Linked DNA regions of Mus musculus: regions 2 and 3 are each linked to region 1. The links are chromatin loops, found by intact Hi-C in ENCODE. Cell type or tissue: left cerebral cortex. All regions are shown on one strand.

Region 1 (8,000 bases):
ACCAGAATGAAGGAGCCAGGGGAACACTGGGTCCACACCAAGAGGCTGTATCCCAAGATCTTGCTGTGAAAGCTTAAGAACTCTAGAATCTTTTGTTGTTACTCTTTGGGGTTTCTACATAGACAACCATTTCATCTATGGATGAAAACTATTTCTCTTTTTCTCTGTCTGTATAACTTCTACTCCTTTTCTTTGCTTTATTTGGGACTTATGGAATGATATGAAAGAAAACTGGGCAGGCCTCACTACCTTCCCCTGATATTTGAAAGAAGCTATTTAGTTCTCACTTCAAGTGATGGCAGCAGCTGTAGGCTTTCTATAGTTTTCTATAGAGTTAAAGAAGTCCTCTTGGCATCTTAGATTGCTCAGAGTTTTTATGATAAGTGAGTGTGAGATTTTGTCATGAGTTTGCTTCATCTACTGAGTGTTTCCAGGGAATTAGGGGTTCTCTTTCATGGGTCGTTAGGTTCAAAAAGAAGCTCAAGTATTGTTTCCATTGGAATCTGAAACAAAAAACAATAGAATAGGAAAGCTACAAAGCTAAGCAGCATGTGAGAGGAGGGAAAGGGAAAAGAGGAAGACATGAAGTTACACCCTTATGGGTTAAAGTCCAAGAAAGCTGACCTGCTCAACAAGCAGCTGTATGGGAAGTTCAGAGAAAGACTGAGAAATCCCATAGAGTTAGGGAAGAATTTTAGGCTTTACACTACTCTCTAAAATGAAGAAGGAAGGGAAAGAGCTCTGAGTTAGAACTCAGAGAAATGGGCAGGTTCACATGGGGGAAGCATCATAACCAACTTACTGATGGAGAGATGATTGACAGGTCCAACTGGGTTAATTCTTAAGGGAGGAGACAGTAGTGTGGGATGCTTCCCAAGGAACAGATCTGAATGTCATGCCCTTATTCCAAACCAGAACCATGGCTTCATCACTACTGACTTTGATCTGACCATATTTTTTTTTGCAGCCATATTCACAGCATATAGTGGTATTCTCCCTCTCCCCTTTCCTTAGTTTTGATATTAGAGTAACTTTGGGCACACAGTATGCACTAGGAGGTGTTCCTTCTGATACTATTTTCCAAGAATGTAGACTGGGGATTAACTTGACTGATCCAATCTGAGCATGTTCTAGAAGGTGATTAGTAATTGGTTCTGTCTGTGGAGTTGACAATAGACTTAGCCAAAGAATCCCGTTCTTCTTGGATGGGCTTTAGTGGGTTTTATCATTCAAGAAGTTGGACCATTAGATCTGTTATCAGATTTTCAGTTCTACATAAGCCTTTATACATCTTTTAGCTATTTAAATAGAACAGATATTTATCTTGGTGGAGCCAGTTTTAGTGATTCATGTTTTTAAGAATTTGTCTAATTGATGTAGGGTTTGAAGTTTCTTGGCTTCATGGACAAAATACTGCTTTATTTATAACTTTTCAACATCCATAGCTTTATCATCTGTTTCATTACTCACTTATCCCATGTTTTCTTTGCTCCTAAACTTTAGGGAAGGAGGTACAATTTCAAGGCTTTGAAGATATATATTCCCTTATTAATTATATTTTGTTTGCTATTTTATTTATTCATCATCTAGTGCCATTAGCTCATGCTTTTATTATTTTAGCATAATCTTCAGTTTCTTAAGTTAATCTTAAGTTGTTTTCTTTTAAAATTAGCCTACCAGACTGGACTGATGACCCATTGGGTAAAATGTTTACTACACAAACTTAAGGACCTGAGTTTTAATCCCTATAACATATAATCTGAGTTCCTACAGGAACCCATAGCCACTTGTTGGTCCACTCAGCACCAAACAAGAAAGACAGTTTCAAATGAGGTGGAATACAATGTCCCCAGGGTGTTCTCTGACCTTTTTGTGTGCCAGGGTAAACACATAAATAAGCATGTAGACCCATACACAGCACACATGCACACTTAGTCACAGACACATACATGCATTTGAACATGGTCACACACACATACCATATGTCCACACAGAGAGGGAGAAATGAGCATTAGACATTTGTAAGGCCTTTTATGTTCTAGTTGGTCCCCCTCTCCTTTCTCCTTCCCCATCACAGCTCCCCTTTCTTCCACTTATAACTTTCCCCCACCATATCCTCTTTCCTTCAATGTCCCATGTGTTGTTTTTTCCTCTCTGCCTCCCTTAGCAGGTCTTTTTACTCTCTCTTAGTTGTGTATTCTCTAACATAGTTACACACTGGCTAGACATTTAACTAAATGATTGTGGGTCTGAGATTTTCTGAGGCCTCTATAGTTTAGAATTCATTACACTTTACTTTTAGTTGTATGATAAGAATCAACAAAAGTTCCAATGAAAAGAAAGCAATATTTTCTATAGATCATAAAGCTTTGTACATATGTATTAAAGGAGCTATTTAAAAGCTGCCATCTCTTAATTTGCATTCTCTTTATTTTTTACTACATTCAGAGATTAAATGTTCTTCAAGTTCCAGAAGCACCTTTGAATGAGTTTTCTAATGAAGCTTAAGCCCAGATCACCCAGGCATGAGGCTAAGTATCTCACAGCAGGGGAAGCCAAACAGATTAATATGGTCTACACAACTGCACTGCTGAGATACACTGAATTTTCTAAGCTGGAGTTTGATCTTCACTTAGTATAAACCCGGAAAAGGAACATTTTCCCTTGAGTGTCCAAGGTGACATTCCTATAGGTGACAGTGTTGTCACCCCACTAAAGCCAGCAACCTATACTGCCGGCCTGTCCTCCAAAGTCATTCCTCACAATAATTCCCATCACCCTTCTGACATCCCCACTGTCTTCCCTGGCTCACTCTAACAGCCACTTTAGTCCAGGATCCCTGTAAGCCCCTGTGGTCAATGGCTCTAACCATCCCTGTCACACAACCCTAGGAACCTCTGTTTCTGAAGCATTTCACAGAAAACAGTGTTCATCAACTCCTCTACAGAATGAAGACAAACCATCTCTAGAGCTCCTTGACAATAGGACCAGCACCTCCCTTTTAACTTTTCCCTCTGACTCTTATCCATCAAACTTTCCAGGCTGACAAACCATGAACTACATGGTTTTTAGTTTCCCATTATTAGGCATGTTTGAGATGAAAACTATTCATTTCCTAAATTGGAAATCTGGAGTTAAAATCATCCTGATACTCTGAAGGCTTGGTTCACTGATAGCAAGTGATACTCAGGGTACTGTGAAGTATTTTGTTTCTTTTTAAACTTTAGGGTACACAGCATCTCCATGAGATAGACTGTCACCTGTTATCTAACATACCAGAGTAGAAACAGTCAGAACAAGAAGCCTGAATCCACAGCACACTTACCTCAGAGCTACATGGCACTTGCTCTTAATTACTGGTCCAGGATCAAACTCCTCCTTGAAGCCTGGAGCAGTGACTCACACAGAGATTGCATTGTATGAATGAATTAGTGGTTGAATGAATGAGAAATATGCAAATATATTTGAAAATTATAAAATATTTTCAGATATTATTTTATCCATAAAAATCACTTATTTAAAAGTTGTTTTTATGTCGCAGAGATACACTTTACCATTTAACTCTAGACTTTATGGTAACATATATAAAATAAAAAAAAACTGATCTATTTTATTATCAGTTGTTTTCCTACAAAGCCAAACAAGACCTCACCTTTTTGATAGATCATGCAAAGACCAAGGAAACATCATATTGAAAGTGGGCTTCTATTCATGTATAGTATTTAAAAAGTAAAAATAAACCCACGAGTTTCAGACAAAAGACTTTAGCTTTTGTAGATACACAGTGTTGTCAAACATTTTGCTTTGCATACTCATGAGCTGCTGACCTGGTCCAGTCTCAAACCACACACAAGCAGCAGATGTCAGTGTTGTGCAACTTTCAGGCTGAATGCTCAGGAGGCAAGCCATCTTTGTTGCTTGGAAACAAGCTCGATAGTGATTTTATGCATACAAATGTAAGAGGCCTGAGTAAACCTTGAATGTAACACACACACACACACACACACACACACACACACACACACACACACACACACACACGCACATATATGCACACACATATGCACGTACACATGCATACATGCATTTCAAGAATTATGCATCCCCTTCTAAAGATGTAGCTGTGAATCAAGGGCTGGGATGGAAGAGCTCAGAATAAAGAGTAGGCCCTGTCAAATTTTCGTGGGCGAGAAGACATGGTGGGTAACTCCTTTGCCACACCTGTTTCTGCAGAGAGAGGTAACTCTAAGTTAGCCTTGTCTGAGGAACAGACAGTGTTTCCTACTTCACTATGGTTCTGACAACTAAACAGGCTAAGAGACTTGCAAAATGCAATCTCCTATGCCCCTGGATAATGATAGGTTGTTTGCTCTGATGTTGCTACAGGCTTCCACTTAGCACTTGGAGACGCAAACATTGTAGACCTCTTTTACTAATAACCAGAGTAGAAGCTGACTATCAGTAATTTATTTGAAAGGCACTACATAAAGGAGAAGTGATTGTAGGCAACAATGGGGAGAGACCAATGAGTTAGGTTTCTTATGGAGTATAACAGAAGGGGTAACTGTGGGCTATTTGTCTTTCTTCCACAAGGTGGTGCACTGGGAACGAGCTGAACTACAAAGGACACAGTGTTAGTGGTTGTCTTCTCTGTCTTAGGCAGCCTGATTCTGTCAGACCAGAAAAATGGTGCTGATTTTGGATTTGCTTATAGGACTGTCCAGCATTTCCTGGAAGTATAGCCTCATGAGTATAACAGGTAAAGCAAAAGAGAGAGCAGAGAACATGCAGGACAGCCTGGGAAGCCCTGCCCATTCCATAGTGAGGTAAAGAGCAGATCTGCTTCCAAAACACCGAGAATTTCAGCCCCAGGCTCTCCAGCTCAGGAACAGCTGCTGCAAAATTGAGCAAATTTACCATGCGGAAATATTTCCTCATAATATATAATATGATGATTCCTATTTTGAACTAGATTATTTTAATATGCCTAATCACAGTGAATGAACTTTGCCTCTCACTATCTTAACCTGCTACTTGAAACCTGCAAAGATTTCCTTCAGTGGAATTTTCCACAGTGTATCAAAATCAGACCCAACATAAAATAATGATGACATTCCAATTTTACTAGCCTACCTCTGACCTATTTGCACAGAATCTTCCCTGCCTCTACCTGGCTGTAAATCTATTAGCTGATCATTATAAATTCAAATCTAGAAATAACTTGGGAAAATGGGATTAGCAATGGCTTTGTAGATTAAATTCATACTCTTTTGGAAATATTACGTGTGTGGGATTTTTGTTATCATTAACTAACTTGATAGTCTCACTACCCTACAGCCTAAATATTGCTGCTTTTAGTGCTAATTGATCACGATTACACATCACCAGATATTCAATTATTCAAGTCAACAAGGAAGAGAGAAGCAGAATGCATGGACACAGGTGTTTGAACTCCAGTTCCCAAACTCCAAGGGTAAGAGTAGAGTGGCGTAGAGATCATGAGGAAAAGATTTATCAAGGGAGCCAGCCTATGTCAAAACACAGCACACAGAAGAGCGGACTCAAAGCCAAAGCTTGTGTAATAAGTATTTGTTGGCTCACAAGATAGAAAACAACAAAAGTTGATCAAGAACCATCACAGGCCTAGTCCTCAAGGCCCTAGTTTTTGTCACAAAGAATTGTCATTTTAACAAATAAAAACTCTTTCAGAATTCCAGACTTATCTTGGTTGATGCACAAGTCTGAAAAAGAAACACACCCTTGTAAAATATTCTGCAGAAAGTCTTTGGTGTTAGCTTTTCAAAATTTAAAAGCCAAATTCATAGATAGTATCTGAAAGTAGTCAGTACCCCCCAAACAGAAGTATACTGGGTGTTCCCAGACTTCTAGAGCAGGTGTTAAGATGATACAAGAGGGATAACAGCTTGTACCAGAAAACCCACCTGGCCTGGAAGCTTGCTAGTTCCTTCATTAAGACATCCACAAAGAAAGGAGCTCCTATCCACCAGACATCTGAGCTTATTCTGTGTCTCTAGCCACTCATTCCTCAGGGCCATCTTTCTCCTTAGAGCAACAGACTGGCTGCTAAGACTTCTTCTCTTACAGGCCTTTATGAGAATTAAAGACAGAGACATTAATTTAACCCACACACAAATATAAGAATTCTATGTACAGTTTTGAGTTGCTATGTAAGCAGGATTCACCTTTAGAAGGCAGGTTCTACACTAACTCCTCCCCAAATGAGTAGGTGCCCATGGCATACATCCCATAGGCAACAGTCTTTGATTAGCTGCACTCCCAGGAGTATAATCAATGTGTCCCACGTGATGTGTGCTGAAGTTGATGTGCACACTGAGAAGCAGGCATGGACCAGCATGGCTGCTTCAGGATTGGACTCACCAGCTCCACTTACAGAGGAAATTATTGCTAACTTTTCAGCATAATATGACTGAATCAGATGAGTGGTATAGGACAGAACACTTAGAACTTCACATTTGTGACTGGAAAATAGTAGTCGGAATTGTGAGCAGATAAAAGAGCAGCCATGCAAAAAGGCAAGGTTGATAAAGACATAAGTCTGCTCTGGACACACTGTAGAATGAGTCCAGCCAAAACTCCCCAGAGTCTCAGCTTATTTACTCTATACTTAGACCAGTCATCCTGCCTATGTCACCAAACAGTTGTAAATATCCCTTAGAATGTACAAACAACTAGTGGATATTCTCAGAAGCATGCTACCACTGCCCGGAGTAAAGCATGATGTAAGTGACTTGGAAAGTGGGTCCATGCCTTACCTGGGCAGTACAATGGAGCTGGCTCTGTAGGCATGGGTGTGGGTGAGCTGGCCTCAAGTGCATCAAAGCAGGAGACCTGACTCTGACTTCTGATAATGGTGGCATTTGGTAGCCTAGGAAGAGCAGTGCTACAAAACTTATCTTGGTGGTGCAGATAAGGGAGAGCTGACCAGTTGACAAGCTCAGACCCCTATGCAGGGGTCTGAATTGGCCCACCCCAAAATCTATATCATCTGAGAACAGTTGGAATGCATGAAAGGGCCAGTCTTGCTGATCCCAAACTCCAGGATCTCCATGGCACAGGGCAACAACAGGATAACTGAGAGAAGTCCCAGCAATAATCCAATATTGGTAATGTCATGGAAGCAAAAGACATCAATCTCTACTAATGACTCATTGCAATGAACATTTGCAAGTGAAGATATGTGGACAGAGAGATATACTGTGGGGCACATTGTGATAATGAGTGGTGTGTGTGTTGTTTATTTTGGGAAGAATTTTGCACAAATGAAGGAAGAATATGGGGGAAATGAGTGAGACTGGGGTACATGATGTGAAACTTAAAAAGAATCAATTTTTAAAAATGGGAAAAAAGGAGAGAGAAACAGAGTTCTTAATGTATATGAAATGTCTCTAAATCTCAGTGGTCATCATTTCTATGTCAAAAATAACCTATTCTGTTCTTTACTAAAAGTCTGAAACTTGTACTCCGATAGTACTTCTCAACTGTACAACAAAAAACTCCATGAAAGTGGCCTTTTCTCTTTCCAGGTCTGAACATCTTTGTTTACAGCCATCACCATCGAGACAACATTCCTGCTATTCAACCTCCTATTTTGTGGCAAAAATAATGGATTCCCCAATTGAAAACATGTTTTTCATTTGTTATAGATCCGTGTTCTTTGTGTATTTTGCTGGTGGTTGGGATGCAGTTATACATCAGTTCTTATCTACCTTTGCTTTCAACATAACTCAAACTAAAGATAAATTATCCCCAAATCTTTCTGTGATGAAAGATTATAAGTCTTAGAAATATGCTCTTCTTAAGCATATACATTCCAGGAATTCATCGCCTGCCTTTGTCCTCCCGTATTCTTGTATTCAGTAGTCCTGTAAATGTTTTGTACAGAAGACCAATGAAAATTACCCACTATGGATTTCAGTATCTTTTGTTTTTAAACCCTGAGAAGGATGCACAAATGTTCT
Region 2 (8,000 bases), 1.2 Mb after region 1:
GACCATTGTAAAGATCTTTTAGTATCTTCTGTGTAGCATCAGTGATGGCAGTCACTTGATCATACTTAATCATTATTATTAAAAGACTCTGTATGAGCAAGGGGTAGTGCACACACCTGTTCTCTGTCTGCTGGGGAAGGCAATGGCAGGAGACGTCACCCATGAGTTCATAGTTTCAGACCAGACAAAGCTGCATAGCAAATCCTCTCAAACAAGCAGACAGACAAAACACACCAGAAAGTTAACAAAAGTCTATAGATAATCCCCCACCTTGACTGGTTTTTCCCTTTAGTGACTTAACATCTTTGTGTCTCCTGTAGTTGGTTGGTTGGTTGATTTATTTATGTATTTGTTTGTTTGTTTACCTATCTATCTATTCATAGAGTCCTGCTTCGTGTAAGGATGCTGTACTATCTAAAGCAAGAAGTCATTGGAAATGAGAGTCAAAAAGTCTTTGATGGAGTTGATGCAAGGTAACTTAAATGTTTTAATAACACAGTAAAGTGACAGAAAATCACATAGTCAGTGGAGGACAGTCCCCTGGATTTAGGGGTCCATCCCTGGCCTCTCCTCTGTTACTCTCATCCTTGGTTCTCTTATAAAATGCAGCAGCAAATGTGGGAGTAATGATTTGAAGAATTGTATGTAGCCAGATGGAATTCAGGTAGAAACCCATGAAATTGACAGTTAATTCATCTCTTCAGAAAAGTCTGTGTTATTTTGTCTTCTTTGTGTTATTGGTTCAAACCCAGGGAGTGTGCTTGTGCCTGCCAGGTGCACTTTACCACCTGTCTACACCTCCAGTCAGGACCAATTTTGAATACTCTCAGGCATTGTGAAACACTGAAGATAAAGACAAAATGAATATTTATCCTTAAGTAGTTTGTGGCAGCAATGAATAGGAATGAGACTTTGCTTTGCTGCATGGATGAGATGCAAAGGAAGAGCCAGGAGGAAGCACTCTAGGCTCATCTTGCTTCTTAGCTCCAGGCAGTGTGTTTCAGTCTCGTCTCTGCAGTGTCTCTTCTACACTTGTACACACCTTGACCACTCACTTAGCCCCAGAGTCTCAGGAACTAAATGTAAGCCAGCCATCAAGTACACGTAACCTCAGCTTCCCACCACCAAGTAGAACCTGAACTTTCCTGTACTCATTCTCTTCTAATACGGCAGCCACGTGAAACCCAACAATACCCTGGGCTCCCAGGCTCTTGACCTGTGTCTGTGGTACAGACACACGTGCACTTGTAGGCCCGATCCACCCTGTCAACCCCATCAGTGTGACTTTTGATCACTACTCAGCCTTTCCAACTCAGTTGCAGCTTGGGAACTTGTCCTTAGAATTCTGACCTCATTTGGCATCTTTGCACCACTCAGTCACTAGACATTACCTTTTTGTGTCCCTCCTTTTTTCCCTTATTATTTAGTTTTATTCCCTAAGATACTAAATTCCTCAACCCCATTGCTTGCCTGTCTCACTGTTTAATGCACCTAGTATAACTTCAGGTTGGGTAAAGCTAAGTTATCTACCTACTTCCTGCCTTCCTCTAAGCACCTGAACATGGCTAGGAAAACACCCATAATGGGAAATGAATTCATTTCAAAGCCATGACTATTCAAAATTAAAAGGAACGAACAGACTGTTTAACCATGCTGGCTTGGAAACTTCTTTTCTTCCTTACCTGTTTCCTCAAAGCACCCTTTCAACTCACCAACAATGTGTAAAAATGACCTGTTTCATTGAAGAACACAACCAGTCAAGAGCAGCCTGCATCCATGCTACCTACCTGCCTCTCCTTCGCCAATTCACAGCCTTGGAGCCCTTCTCTACTGTTCATTTAAGAGCCTTACTTCTGAAGTAATCTTTCTTTCCTGGGCCCTTCTCTTCCTCCTTCCCCATCCTTCCTCCCTCTTGCGTACACACGTGTTCATATTACTTATGATAAAAGGAAAAGAACTTCCATAGTGTCTATCTCTGTTTTAATGCTTCCCTTCGCAACAGGCTCCTGGATTTTCTGTTTCTACTTCTTTGTTTGCACTTTTTTTATCATCAGCCCATTCTAACATGATTGCACAAAAGTATTTCTTAGCATACACAGTTACACAGTCAACCAACCTTCCTTCTTTCTTTCTTTCTTTCTTTCTTTCTTTCTTTCTTTCTTTCTTTCTTTCTTTCTTTCTTTCTTTCTTTCTTTCCTTTGTTCTTTCTCTCTTTGCTTCTTAAAATGTTGTCTTTCATAGGTATCCATGGTGCTTCCTCTACCCACCAATTCCTTGCATTCTCATAAGAATTCTCCAGCATTACTGAATCCCGCTCATGGCTGTGATTCTCGAGTCTTCTTCCTCCTCCATGAAAGAAGACTTAACTCCTCGAGCTCCATGAAAAATGGGCCAAGTGGGCACCTTCCTTCTCTTCTCTAAACCTCTAGTCTAGCTTCAGTTCTCTTTGTAAATTTCTGCTGAGACCTACTCATTGACTATTCTTGTCTCCACAATCTCTCTACACTCTGTTCTTCAATCAGCAGCTAGAGTGATTTTTTTTCCCAAAGCATTGTTACATCTCTTCAAAATGTCCCCCTAAAGCAGAATCCAGGCTCTAGAACCTAGGAGAGCCCACACCTCTCTTACTCCCTTCACTCTGCCCCTTACTCTGGTTCCAGCCACTCTGTTGTTTCTGTTCATCCAACAGGTCAAGCTCACACTGTGTTGTTCTGGTCCAAATATGCTTTGTCCAGATCTCCCAAAGAACTGTCCATGTAAGTGGCTCCAGAGTTTGCTTAGCAGTTCTGTACACTGTCTGCTCTTCCAGAAGACCCCAGGTTAGACTCTCAGCCTTGCAGAGCAGCTACAGCACTCCAACTCCAGTTCCAGGGGGTCTGACACCTTCTTCTGGCCACCAAGAGCACACAAATGGTACACAGACAAGCACGCAGGCACCGATACACATATAATGGAAATTACAAAAAGAGAGCTATCCATGTGTATATTTCAAAGTTGAGCAGAACTGCTGTCCTCTCGAGTAGGCCTTCCTGCCATGCCATCTAAAGTACATCCAATCATCTATTTTAATGTCTCTTAATTCCTTTGCTATTCAAAACTTTTTCTTTCATTGTAATTCACTTCTGTCTTATTGATCATTGTATTCTCATACATTATCATCTGTGGCTGGGACTATCGATTTCTATAGAGCCCTTGCCTATCACATAAGGACCTAGGCTCAATCCTGAGCATTCTCCTCCCCAAGTAGAATGGAGAATCTTAAACTGTTAAGTACTCAATAAATACTTGCTGACTAATTGCCTCTTTTCCTCTGGCTATGACTGACCTACTGACCTACTTTTGGTATCCTAGTCAATGTTCTGTTGATTATTCTTTTTCTTTTTTAAAAATAAATACATCTCTTTGGATTTTATTAAGTTTACATCTCCTCCACCTTAAACACAAATTTGTACACAAAATGCATCACGTTTGAACACAGTGTCTCTTCCACCATATTAATACTCCTTTTGATGTCATAGACTCACTTCTTTTATGTCAGGAACTTGAAGCCGCTGGCCATGTTACTTTCTCAGCCAGGAAGCAGAGAGTAGTAAACTCCTGTGCTCAACTCTATTTCTTCTCTAGAGCTTAGGGTCCAGGCATAGGGAATGGTGCCCCGCAGAGTGAGTAGCTTTTCCCCTCTGTTACGCTAATCCAAATAACCCCTAACCCAAATGACTCCTCAGGTCATTCTAGAGTCACCAATGCGATGTTTGAGAACAACTATCACACATCACTTACCACTTAGCTTTCATTATTTGGGGTTGTCATCTTGGTGGCTTAACGTTTTATATCTATTCTAATGTTTTCAGATCTCTATCTCAAGTCTGTACCTCTTACTTTAATTTTACCTTTTTATACTTGCCACGATTGGTTACTATGATTAGAACATTTTCTTTTTCTCCTTTCTCTGCTAACCCCTCCTTTCCTCAGCTCTATGGACTAAGCCTGTCTTTCTGTGTCTCCAAGTCTGTGCTGGGCCACATAGGGCCACATATCCAATACTGCATCATGCTATTGGTCAGGAATTCCTGCAGGTGCCTCTTTACAAAGTCAAGGGCATCCGTTTAAATTCATTGCAGTTATTGGTACTAAGCATATTTTGAATGGAAGATTTAACCTAGGAAGTCTTAAAGGGCCTTAGGCAGGAAATACCACATCATTTTCAAGGCAGAAATCAATCACTTGGGAGGCTGAACCAGAGTGAACAAAAGTTTCCTGTCTGCCTGATCTGCATAGTGAATTCTAATCAGCCTTGCCTCCATAGCATAGCACAGCCTTCAAAAACCAAACAAAACACAATAAAGAACCAGAAAAACCCAGCAACACATGTGAGTCTGTCTTGTATCCCTTTTGCTAACAGTTTACAAACACCTCATGTTCCTGTGGCACTCGGTTTGAACTACCAACTGTATGTATACTGACTGATGCTTTCACAAGCAGGAGCATGGGCAAAGCTTTTCATCACAAAGAGCCAGGCTTAAAGCGCCACCTGGTGGTGGACAAGGGACATTGTTTGATCCCATTTCTCCTCCTTTTGAGTTAGAAACTCCATCAAAAAATAAGTATTTTGGGCTGGAGAGATGTCTCAACAGTTAAGAGCACTGACTGCTCTTCTAAAGGTCCTGGATTCAATTCCCAGCAACCACATGGTAGCTTACAGCTATCTGTAATGGGATCCAGTGTCCTCTTCTGGTGTGTCTGAAGACAGCTACAGTGTACTCATATACATAAAATAAATAAATCTTTAAAAAATATAAATAAATAAATATTTTCTTTAGCTAAGTTTCTTTATCTTTTTTTCAACTTTTGAAAAGTGCAGAAAAATCATTCTATTTCTCTACTCAGTCGAAACATTTTCAGTTTTGGTTTGTTTCATAGCGGAGATACAATGAAGTACCTGCTTAAGGTGCTAACAGATTATCAGTGTCGCATCCCCCGAGTTCTTTCTCCCCATGGGCTAAGCCCTTCTGAAGACAACTGCGAACCACAGAGCTGAGCCACTCATCATCCTTTATCTCCTCGGGAAACTCTTTGTATGTGCCTTCTCTCTCACAGCTGTTGCTGGTCACATGAAGGGGTCTTTGTCGGCTCCAGGAGCACATTTGTCAGCTTGTTTTTATATGACAGCCAAATTATTAAAGAACTTTTGGCATAGAACTTAATTATTACCAGGAAACTTAACAGTTAAGATCTAAATTAATTGCTAATTAATTTAGGAAATGATAGTGATCAGACAGAGATAGTATTACTTTGTATTAGATTAGTTTTCTGACTCCTTAAAAATTAATAGTGTCATGAAATCAAATAGTAAAATTCTTAGTCTATTTTGTTTTCTGTAGTGTAGTCCACTCAGTTTCTACCCTTTGACTACTGAATATCAGGAAACATGGACACATACAGGACACACACACGCTAGCTATTAAACATTAGGAATGTATCTTTTATCCTATACTTGTTCTAAATTACCATCAAAGAAATAAACAGGCCTACAGGTGATGTCACCTGCATCATTTGGAGAACGTTTCAGGGAGAATGGTATCATGGGGTGGGAGGGAGTAGACGAGTTATTGCCAGCTCGCTGTTATAAAAACAGACAAACTGCCAGGTGATGGTGGCGCACACGTTTAATCCCAGCACTTGAGAGGCAGAGGCAGGTGGATTTCTGAGTTCAAGGCCAGACTGGTCTACAGAGTGAGTTCCAGGACAGCCAGGGCTACACAGAGAAACCCTGTCTCGGGGAAAAAAAAAAAGACAAACTGACAAGGCATTATGGGTTTTTGTCAGAGTCTGTAATAATCTGAACACTGTCATTTTTTACTGAATAGTATGAATATATATAAATTAATATATATTTACATATTAATACTAAAGTAGTGCTTTGTATGATTTAATTAAATTATGAATTAAAACCCTACATTTTTAAGTGTGATCTTAACAAAGCTGATCTGAGATGAGCCATAGCGTTCTTTTGCACAAAGCACTTCCTTTGACCTCTCAGAACCTGGTGTTCTCAGCTGAAGATTTGTCTTACAATGCTATTTACTGCTATATTAACCCAGTGAGGTGCTCTGTGTGTGTGTGTGGGGGGGGGGCGACAGTGCCGAGAAGACTGCCTTAGGAGAACCAGACAGTAGCCCTTGCTGAGACGCATTGGCTTTGCTGAACATAATGTTAGTTCATTCTGTGAGATCTTTGTTGCTGTTAACACCACTTATACCTCTTGCCTCCTTTATACACATTTATAAAATTCATAATGTTGTGCTGTTTTTAAGTGACATTGATGTGTGGGTGCCAGAGCCAGACCATTCCGAGGTTCCTGCTGCGTGGTGGGACTTTGATGCTGATAAGTCTCTTCTTATTGGGGTTTTTAAGCACGGTAAGTAAGGAGTGAGGGGGAGAGCTCTTTCTGTGGATAATGGAATTCCCAGGTTTTTAGTTTATTGGTTTTCACTTACAGTTTTACTACACACACACACACACACACACACACACACACACACACACACACACACACGTGTAATCATTAAACCATAGATTGTCAAACTAAAATCAAATCCTCATGAGATGGTGGTATATGTGACTTGCCCTCTGGGCTTTCAGTGTTACACAGATTTCTCTCTTAGAAGAGTTGCATCGATTCTGTGTGTGATCAGTTTATTCTTTTTGATTGATAAGGTGTATTTATTGTTATTTTATACATTCAAATGCTTTTTCTCCGTGTGTGTGTATGCTCTGCATGCATTCCTGATACACTAAGATGCCAGAGGATAGCACCAGATGACCTTGAACCTGAGTTAGGATGGCTGGGAGCCACTCTGTGGGTGATGGGAACCAAACCTAGGTCTTCAGCAAGGTCAGCGGTGCTCTCAGTTGTTGAACCATCTCCAGCTCTGGTTTCATTGTTGTTGCTGTGGCATTTTTTTTTAAGATTTGATTTTTTAATGATGTGTGTTCACATGCGTCCAATGCACAAGTCATTAAAAAGAGAATGTTGGATCACCTGGAGCTGAAATTAAAGGCTGTGGTTAGCAGCGTAACATGGGTCCTGGGAACTGAACCTGGGTCTTTTACATGCGCAGGAACTCTCTGAACCACTGGGCCCTCCCTCTATTTTTCTTTGTAACAGATACATTAAAAAATTTGTGATATTGTTTGACCGTGTAATATTTAGTGACTATTTCAAGACAGCATATTTAGCATGTATTACTTAAATATAATGTTCCTTTAATCCCAGAATATCAGTATTGTGCATATAAGGAACCCTTGTGTTTTCACAACTTTTTTCTGTCCTCTGAATCATTATAACTGGCGGTCCTTCCAGGTTATGAAAAGTACAACACGATCAGAGCAGACCCAGCTTTGTGCTTCTTGGAAAGAGTGGGCAAGCCTGACGACAAGGCTGTCGCTGCTGAGCAGAGAGCCAATGACTACATGGATGGGTATGTGTGGGTCACACTTGGCTCCATGGGCTTGCTTTCCCTGTCTGTGGGGTTCATCTTTGTCTTTAGATTTGTTTACTGTTTGTTTTATGCAATTTTCCTGCATGTATGTATAGATAACATTTGCATGCCTAGTGCTCCTAAAGTCAGAAAAGGGCTTTGGATCTCCTGGGACTGGAGTTATAGAGAGTTGAGAACCAGTTTTGTGGGTGTCACGAATCAAACCTGGGTTCCCTACAAGAGCAGCAAGTGCTCTAATCCACTAAACTTACTTTACAACTCAAGGTTTATCTGTGTTGGGGGGGGATGGGGGGTGTTAGCAAGACCACGTGCATTGAGTGCATAGGACGACTGCAGGTGTTATTTTCAGCTCTTGCCAACCTTTTTTTTTTGGGAGAGAGAGGCCTTTTTTCAGGGAGTGGGCAAATCTGGTAAATGAACAAGCTCCAGGAACCCCCCATCTGTACCTTCCTACCATTGGGCTCATAAGTGTGTACCAAATCGCACTACTTTTTCTGC
Region 3 (8,000 bases), 810 kb after region 1:
GCCTGTACATCTTGCCTGGCAGATCATTTCTGTAACTGGTAGGTTCATATTGCGGTAGGACCACTAAATGTCTTTGTTCCCTAGCATCCTGTGAAACGCCTTCTGGCACCGTAGAAACTCGTAAATGGGGAGGAAACTTTCAACTTTCAACTCAGTTCCAGTTCCAGCTTGGTTTCTCTATATCCTGCAACCAACGTGTGTAATACCTTCAGCAATAGGGTCTTATCACCTAGTTCTATGGACAACCAAGAGGAATGACCAAATCGAACATTGTTTGGGGGACTTCTGATGACTCCGGGGCCAACCGGCAGGAGAAGTATCCCACTCTCGGCACTGGGCTTTTGTTTTACAGACCATGGCTTCTAGATGCAGCACTAGTCGACCTTGTCGGCTCCCTCCTTTCAATCACTTTTTAAAATCCACCCCATCTCTGCTTAAACCTTCTGGCTCCCACCATATCCCCTCTCTACTTTCCTAGCATCCACACTGCAAGCTTCCCCTCCTTTTTTTGGTTTCACTGCTTCAACAAATACTCTGAATTTAACATATAAATGTAAAAATTCAAAACTAGGATCCATGAACGAGAGAGAACGTGCACTGTGTGTCTTTCCAGGCCTGGGTCACCTCAGTGTGTTTTGCAACTCCACTCATTTACCTGGAATTTTCATAATTACATTTTCTTACAACTGAATATAATTTCATTTTCTCAACTGATGAATCAGTTGACTGATATCCAGGCTAATTCAACCTCCCAGCTATTGTGAATATGCAACAATGAACATGGATAAAAAAAAGTGTGTCTGTAGTGGAACAGACTCCTTGGCTATCTGCCCAAGAGTGATGTAGCCGGGTCACATTGTCGCTCTATAGCTTTTTGAGCAATGTCCACACTGATTTCCACAGTGGCTGTAGCAGTTTACAGTCCCCCCAGAAGTGTGTAAGAACTCCCCCCTTTTCCCACATCAATACTAGAATTTATTGGCAGCTATTTTCAAGATGATAGTGATAACCATTCTAATTGGGGTGCTTTCAAAAATAGTTTTAATTTGCATTTGCATGATGAATAATGGTATTTTGAACACTTTTAAAATTACTTCCCAGCCATTTTTGAGAACGTTGTATTTGGTTCCAAAGTTTTTTGTTTTTTGTTTTAATTGGGCATTTATTGCTTGGGTTTAGTTTTCTGGGTTTTTTACATACTCTAAACATCAATCCTCTGTCAGATATATAACTGGCTGGGATTTTCCTCCCCCTTCATAGGTTACCTTTTCATACAACTGTTTCCTTTGCTGTACAGAAGTATTTTTTTAATCTATGAAGCCCAATTGTCAATTGTTGACCTTATGTTCTGGGCAACCAGGTTTCTATTTAGAAAGTCCATACCTATGCCAACCTCTTGTAACATAGTCCTTACCTTTCCCTCTACCGGTATTCAGCGTCTGGGGTTTTACATTAAGGTCTTCAATGCACTTGGAATTGATTTTTGTACAGGGTGAGAGATAAGGATCTAGCTTAATTGTTCTACATGCTACACATACACTTTACCCAGAGTCACTTGCTAAAGAAGCTGTCTTTTCTCCAGTGTGCACTTTTTGTCGTCTTTGTACAAAATCAACTGACTATAACTGTGTAGACTTATATCTGCGCCCTCTGTTCTATTACACTAATTTACATGTCTATTTTTGTGGTAGAACCATGATGTTTTTAATAATTACTATGGACTGGAATGTATCTTAAGATTGGGTAGACCAAGTACCGTGTTATTTTAAGTAGTATAACTTGGTGATATAATTCTAAGTCAGGAAGTGGGATGCATCCAATTTCACTTTTCCTTCTCAGTATTGCTTTGGTTGACTGGAGTGTGTATGTGTGTGTGTGTGTGTGTGTGTGTGTGTGTGTGTGTGTGTGTGTGTGTGTGTGTTCATACACGTGCGCATTTAGCATGTTTATTTCTGGAAGTAGTCCCCTTGGTATTTTGATAAGGATTGCACTCTATCCACCACTCTGGATACTATTTTTAATTTCTCATTGCAAGCTCGATTAGAAGATTCTCTAACATGTTTCAGAAAGCAACAGGAAGTAATGAAAATAAACTTACAGTAGCTGGAATACAGAAAATAAAGAGATAACACCCCTTGATCGTCGGGAAGCACTGATTTCCGAGGAAGGGCTATCGAGTAAAACACAGCTTTGTCCTCATCCAGGAAGGTACTGTGGGTCTTGGCCACACTTTCTATTTATGGCTATGCAGATAGGTTGGCTTTATTTTAAAGATTTTTTTTAAAGGATTCCCTTCATGTTAAAAGAGGTTTGGATGAAATGAATCTGTTAGTCTCCCTAGCTCTAAGATCCTGTGTTTTTATGACAGTAAACTCACTCAAACAGCTGTTGTTTTTTAAATAACTAATTAGCAGTACCATAGTTGGCTACTAAAGTTAATTGAAGGGGGAAAAAAGCCAAGTAATAAATTACTTCGACCCATGTGATTGTTTCCTTGTTATAGAACGACAGTAAGTACTCGGAATGGGGTTGATTTGTTATTAAGATCATGATGATACCTACCACTACTCATTGTTATGCAACAGAAACTTTGCTTGGGTTCCTGCCTTAATCTTCCCTGAGTCCATTAAGTAGATCATATAATTTCCCCCATTTATATGTCAGAAAGGCTCAAGAGGTTAACTGAATTTCCCCGAGATTGTAGATAAGTGACAGAGCCAAGATTTGAATCCAGATTGACTTTATGCCAAAACTTTTGTTCTTCTCCATCATACCATACAGACTCCAGACTTAAGGACAAACTCCGCTCATGGGCACAAGCCAGTTTTAATCTACCCTTTGATGACTGACTGACTGGTTGACTCTTTGACAGATCAAATACCTTCCATGCCAAGCCTCCAATAGGATAAGAGAAACCAATTTTCCCACCATTCTCCACTCTGTACATTTGAATAAGTCTTTGTATTTCCCTGCAGGTATAAGACAATGCTCGTTTAAAAGGGATCAGAGATCCATATTTGTCTTTACCCGGTCTCATCCATGATTCATTTTTAACAGAAGCAAGCCCCTCCTCCCCCTTCCCTCTGCCCGTTCCTCGTACATAGCTATATTGCTTGGCTGACTGCACGGATCCTTTGACAAAGCATGTGTCACTCTCACAGCTAATAGATTGATATGATAGCAAACAAATGTCTTTCCATTTGGAAGAATTTATACTTGAGAAAACACCTTTCCCCCAGGACCCTCTACTTATCCATGAGGATGAATCATGGGGATGGGTACAAGACAATCCCTACAGAGAGGTTTTTCAAAACCAGCTTTGATTGGTTGGCCTTCAGCTAGGTTTTTTTGCTTTTTTTTTTTTTTTAAGCACCTACAAATTAGGCATGCCGATTATCTTTTCAAAGTCTTTCTGGCTTTGTTCATTTTAATGGCAGAATAAGACAGCATTTAGACCCAAACACTTTCCCGGCAGTGTGCAAGCTGGGCCCTAAACATTTACCAAGAAATCGTCCCAGGGTCCAGTCGTCTTTCAAACAGAAACAGTGTTTAGCTACATAGAAATCACTTTAGGACAGAGCTGTTCCAACAGTCGCTGTGCCCACAGAAAAGGATTCTATTTTGGCTAGCAAATACTTGCAAAAAAAAAAAAAAAAAAAAAAAAGCCTTTCTAGCTATCCATGGGAAAGGAGTGAGTGCCCCCTGGTGAAAATGTGGGAAACGCTTCCATATGTTGTTTTTGGCTGGCAAGAAGGTGCAGATGTCTTCACAATAAAAATATACTCGCTGAGAGTGCTCATATCCTTGAGAAGAGCTGGCACCGTTTGCAGGACTGGATCTAAAGGTGACAAAGGCATACAAAGGAAGCAGGACAGAGGGCCTACACCAGAACAGACAAGTTGGAGCCACAGGTGAACCCGAATTTAAGTGTCTCTTTCTGGCTTCACCAAACCTACCCTCCATCTGTCTCCACCCTCTTCCTTGTCCAGGGGAGCCAACCTATAGGACTTTATTATGTATCCCTTGGCCTTCTGCCCTCTAGTCAGGTTTACCCAAGGGGAGGCACTGGCTGGTGATGGAGGAGGAGGTATAGGAAAATGTTTATTCCCAGGCTCCATCCTTCCAGTACATTTGGAAGGTACTGTCTCCCCTTTCCCCTGCCACCACCACTGCCCATAATCTCAGCAACTCCAGACAGCTGTTCTATATAACTTTCTCTTGAAGGTCTGGTGCCCTTTAAGCATATGGTGGTTAGAGCTCCTCACTGTTGCTGGCTTGAAGTACTTCACCATTCTCCCAGAGTTCCCTTCCTGCTACACCCACCTTGGTTAAAACAAAACAAGTTCAGACAGCAAAAATGCACACTGACAACCTTTATCAAGGTACCATCTCCTTTCCAAGTTTATCCTGACTGGTGCACATGCCACGATTTCTATAATATGCCTTTAAAATGCAGGTAGAGTGCTACACGCATAGAAGCTCAGAAGGAAGCTGGAAAGGATGCTGAGGCAGGAGGATTGTGAGTCTGGGGCCCAACTTGGACTGCGTAGCAGGACTCTTATCTCAGACAAATAAACAGTAACAACATACAATATACACAAAACATAAATGCAATAGACATCTAGATTTGTGTAGCACCAGGGACCCCTAAATCTCCCAGTCATTGTAGGCTCCAAATCACCTGGACAGAAGTGAAGTTAAAAAAAAAAAGAAAAAAGTATGGCCAGCTGTACAAAGGTAAGGCAGAAATCTCAGTGGTTTTCAGAGTCTTACTTCCTTCCGTGGCCTGTGACATCTTTAGCTCAAAGTCAAAGCTCTGACTTTGTTTTGAGTAGGACGAAGATTCTGTTTACATTTAGCCTTCACCCATCTCTCCAGGGTGAAGAGAGAACAAATTGTCCTGTCAGGAGAGATCCGTGAGATTAAACAATAGTGTGTTGGCTCTATGGTGCTAAACTGTTGAGAGTAGAGGCTCTGCAGACCCAAGAACAAAAGGACAGCCCCCTGGTCTGTAACCAGGGCACCAGCCCAAGGGTCTGTTCACTGGCAGGAACACACAGATGTAGCTGGACCCTGCCAGTCCTCCACACATCCGGACTTTCTGCATGATTCCATTGTGAGGCTGTCATTCCGGATTGTGCCTGTGAACTCTCTGCTGCTGGGGGTGGAGAGGAGGAGGGAGGAGCAGAGGAGCTAGCATGGCCTTAGGCTTTCAAAGCTGGGCTCCACTCCCAGTCTTACTTCTCCCTTACTGTGTGATGGGGAACAATGTTAACCCTTCCAAGACCCTTCCCCAACCTCCCAGTGAAGATAACCACAGCATCAATGCCGTTTACCCACCTAGCTGGTGTCATGAACCTGGGAGAGCAGGACCTAAAAATGAAGCAAAATAAAGTCGCATCCAAGATTCAACTATTCAACTTTATTCAGAGCATCGGACAATTTATATGCTGAGGGTTAAGAAGAGTCACCTGAGTGAAGTGTCCAATCACAAGGACAATGCCTCACATGGCAAAAGCATGTTTTCCCCTGAGGAACATGAGTGACAGCACATGAGGTAACTTCACTCCTATCCACTGCACCTGGGAAGAGCACAAAAACACATTTCAAGAACAATTTTGTGTTTTGAAGAAACCGAGGTCACAAGACTCTCGTCTTGTTTTGCTGGAGTTTTCTCACTAGCAGTCAGATTTCTCACATGACTCCGCTCTTGGGCTGTTCTGACACAGTGGTATGAAGGGTAAACAGAGTCATAAGAAATGAAGTGTGGCATCCCAAACACACTGAGGACATCTGTTGTAGAAGACTTGGCTTCATCCTCCTAAATTCTAAAGAGGGCATAGGCCTCCACCTCTGCACTGAAGTTCAACAGTCAGATCATCATACAGAAAATGGGTTTGAGCTAACAGCTTGAGTTGTTTTACATCCAGAAACGTTCTCCTGGGCCCGTAAGATACCACTAAAGCCTGACAACCTAAATTTGATGGCAGGATCCCATAGAGGATGGAGAGGAAAGCAACTCTTGAACGTTGTTTCCTCCTGACCTCCATACTCAGGCTGTAGCACCTGGATGTCCATCACGATGATGATGATGGTGGTGGTGGTGGTGATGATGATGGTTTTTAAAGAAAAATTTTAAAGTATTTAAATTCAAAAGTTTAAAGAAAATTCTCCCTTTCACACCTGGCCCATTTCAGCACACTAGGAATAAGAAAAATAATGATAAAAACTTATTGTGAGGTCCTCATGACACAACAGATACTCTACAAAGCTATCTTTAATTTTATGATTATCAAATATATAAAGGCATATATTTAAAGAGTCAAGGAGTCATAGAAGATTACATGACACTCAGCACCTGTCACCCTTTGCCCCCATGTCCATCACCCCAGTAACCATGAACAGCATACGTGTTATGAAGTTCCCAGTCTTGCCTTTTATACCGCATTGTTGCCCTCCTCCACTTCCGGTGATAACTAAACTTCTCTTCCATCCCTTAGCTTCATGAATACTCTTATTCACACACACTCTTCTCAATAAAACCATTTTTGTTTTATCAGATCAATAAACATTTTAACTGTACAGTCATGAGTAAGTTAATAACGGTTGTTTTCTTTCTCACGTTTCCCTAGAGACAATAGTCTTGCGGGGGGGGGGGGTAGGGGAGGGTGTTGTTTTTGTTTTTTAGTTAAGGGGTTTGGAGTTTTTTGGTCGGTTTGTTGTTGTTGTTGCTGTTGCTGTTGCTGTTGCTGTTGCTGTTGTTGTTGATAATGATGATGATAATGATGTTACTGTTGTTTTCCCCCTCCTGGGAACTTACCGCTCATGCAACTTGAAACTTCCTGCCTTTTTTCTAAATCTCTTTTTAAGACTATCTAACAAGCTCCTATTCTTGAAAAAAAATCCCCTGGAAGGTTCTGGTAGGTACTGGATTGGATTGGATTTCTTCTCCCTTGAATTGGGTCTCTTCTTTCCTGGAACTTCTTTCTTCTTCCTTGTCAAATTCTTCCCTCTTTTCTGGAATAGAAGACATCCTTCAGTAGCTTCCAGGGAATGGATTTTTTTTAACCTAAAACATCTTTATTCAACTTTCATATTTCCTTTGCTAGTACTGGACACAAATTTTTTTAATATTGTTTGAGGCAAAAAAAAAAAAAGATTTTTGAGGATGGCAAAACAATAACAATGAAAACTTTGGACAAGTTTATCATATAGGCATCCAAATACTTCCTTATAGTAAAAAGAAATTAAATTGGACCCAGACCAAAGAGAGGAAGCTCCCTTATTTAGGTATTTGGGGGCATATACCTAAAATAGCTGATAGGGACATTTTTTTTCGAGACAGGATTTCTCTGGGTAGCCCTGGCTATCCTGGAACTCACTCTGTAGACCAGGCTGGCCTCAAACTCTGAAATCTGCCTGCCTCTGCCTCCCAAGTTCTGGGATTAAAGGCGTGTGCCACTACCGCCCAGCCCAATAGGGATATTTCTAAGCATCTCTGCTTATTATAAATTACAATGCTTGTCCATCCCTTTATTTGATTGATAGTTTGCCTGTGCATACTCATCTAAGCAGTAATCATTTATCTTTCAGCCTTGAAGATATTCCTCTAGTATCATCCCATATCTCCCATGGTTGTGGGAAAGCTTGAAACCATTCTGCTTCCAGGTCCCCTCACTCTCAATTCTCCCCATGGTGCTGAGATCTGCAGGCCTGGTGTAGTCACCATCACTGTACCAGGAAATGGGAGTTTTCACCTTCTGTGGACCTGCCCTTCCGTTTTCAGAAACTGGTTCCCTTTCTGAAATGCCTGTTGCCCAGATCTTAGACTTCCAAAACTGAACCTTCTGTGTTACTTACCTGTCTGTTGTGATAAAATACGATAACCAAAGCAACTTCCAGAAGAATGAGGCTTTATTTTAGCTTATGGTTCCAGGAAGTCAGAACCCCGTCATAGTGAGGAGGCAAGGCAGCAGGCATAGATGCAGGAGCAGAAAGCT

The links. A loop is a pair of places that touch in the nucleus more often than their neighbours do. Peaks named below come from ENCODE experiments on the same cell type or tissue, not always from the same donor. Only the 100,000 strongest peaks of a DNase experiment are listed, where the experiment ranks them.
Region 2: a loop joins it to region 1, with 5 times the contacts of the local background. A loop is called at or near these places in 3 of 42 quality-filtered maps.
Region 3: it touches region 1 in a loop (7-fold over the local background); 12 of 42 quality-filtered maps call a loop at or near these places.

Annotation. Positions count from the first base shown.
Region 1 is chr8:89,845,756-89,853,755 of GRCm38, forward strand. No RefSeq gene overlaps it. Among named protein-coding and RNA genes, the nearest start is that of Gm24212, 180 kb to the left of the region's middle. In left cerebral cortex, CTCF peaks have their summits at 3,852 and 4,590 (motif pointing right); DNase peaks (open chromatin) are centred at 3,873 and 4,591; H3K27ac peaks cover 313 bases.
Region 2 is chr8:91,015,452-91,023,451 of GRCm38, forward strand. Chd9 (chromodomain helicase DNA binding protein 9) reads left to right here. Exons shown (of 40, transcript NM_177224.2): 25 at 384-473; 26 at 6,315-6,418; 27 at 7,364-7,481. Among named protein-coding and RNA genes, the nearest start is that of Gm39221, 40 kb to the right of the region's middle. In left cerebral cortex, a CTCF peak has its summit at 4,532 (motif pointing left); a DNase peak (open chromatin) is centred at 4,506.
Region 3 is chr8:90,654,188-90,662,187 of GRCm38, forward strand. No RefSeq gene overlaps it. Among named protein-coding and RNA genes, the nearest start is that of Gm35850, 83 kb to the right of the region's middle. In left cerebral cortex, a CTCF peak has its summit at 3,700 (motif pointing left); DNase peaks (open chromatin) are centred at 3,096, 3,715 and 4,227.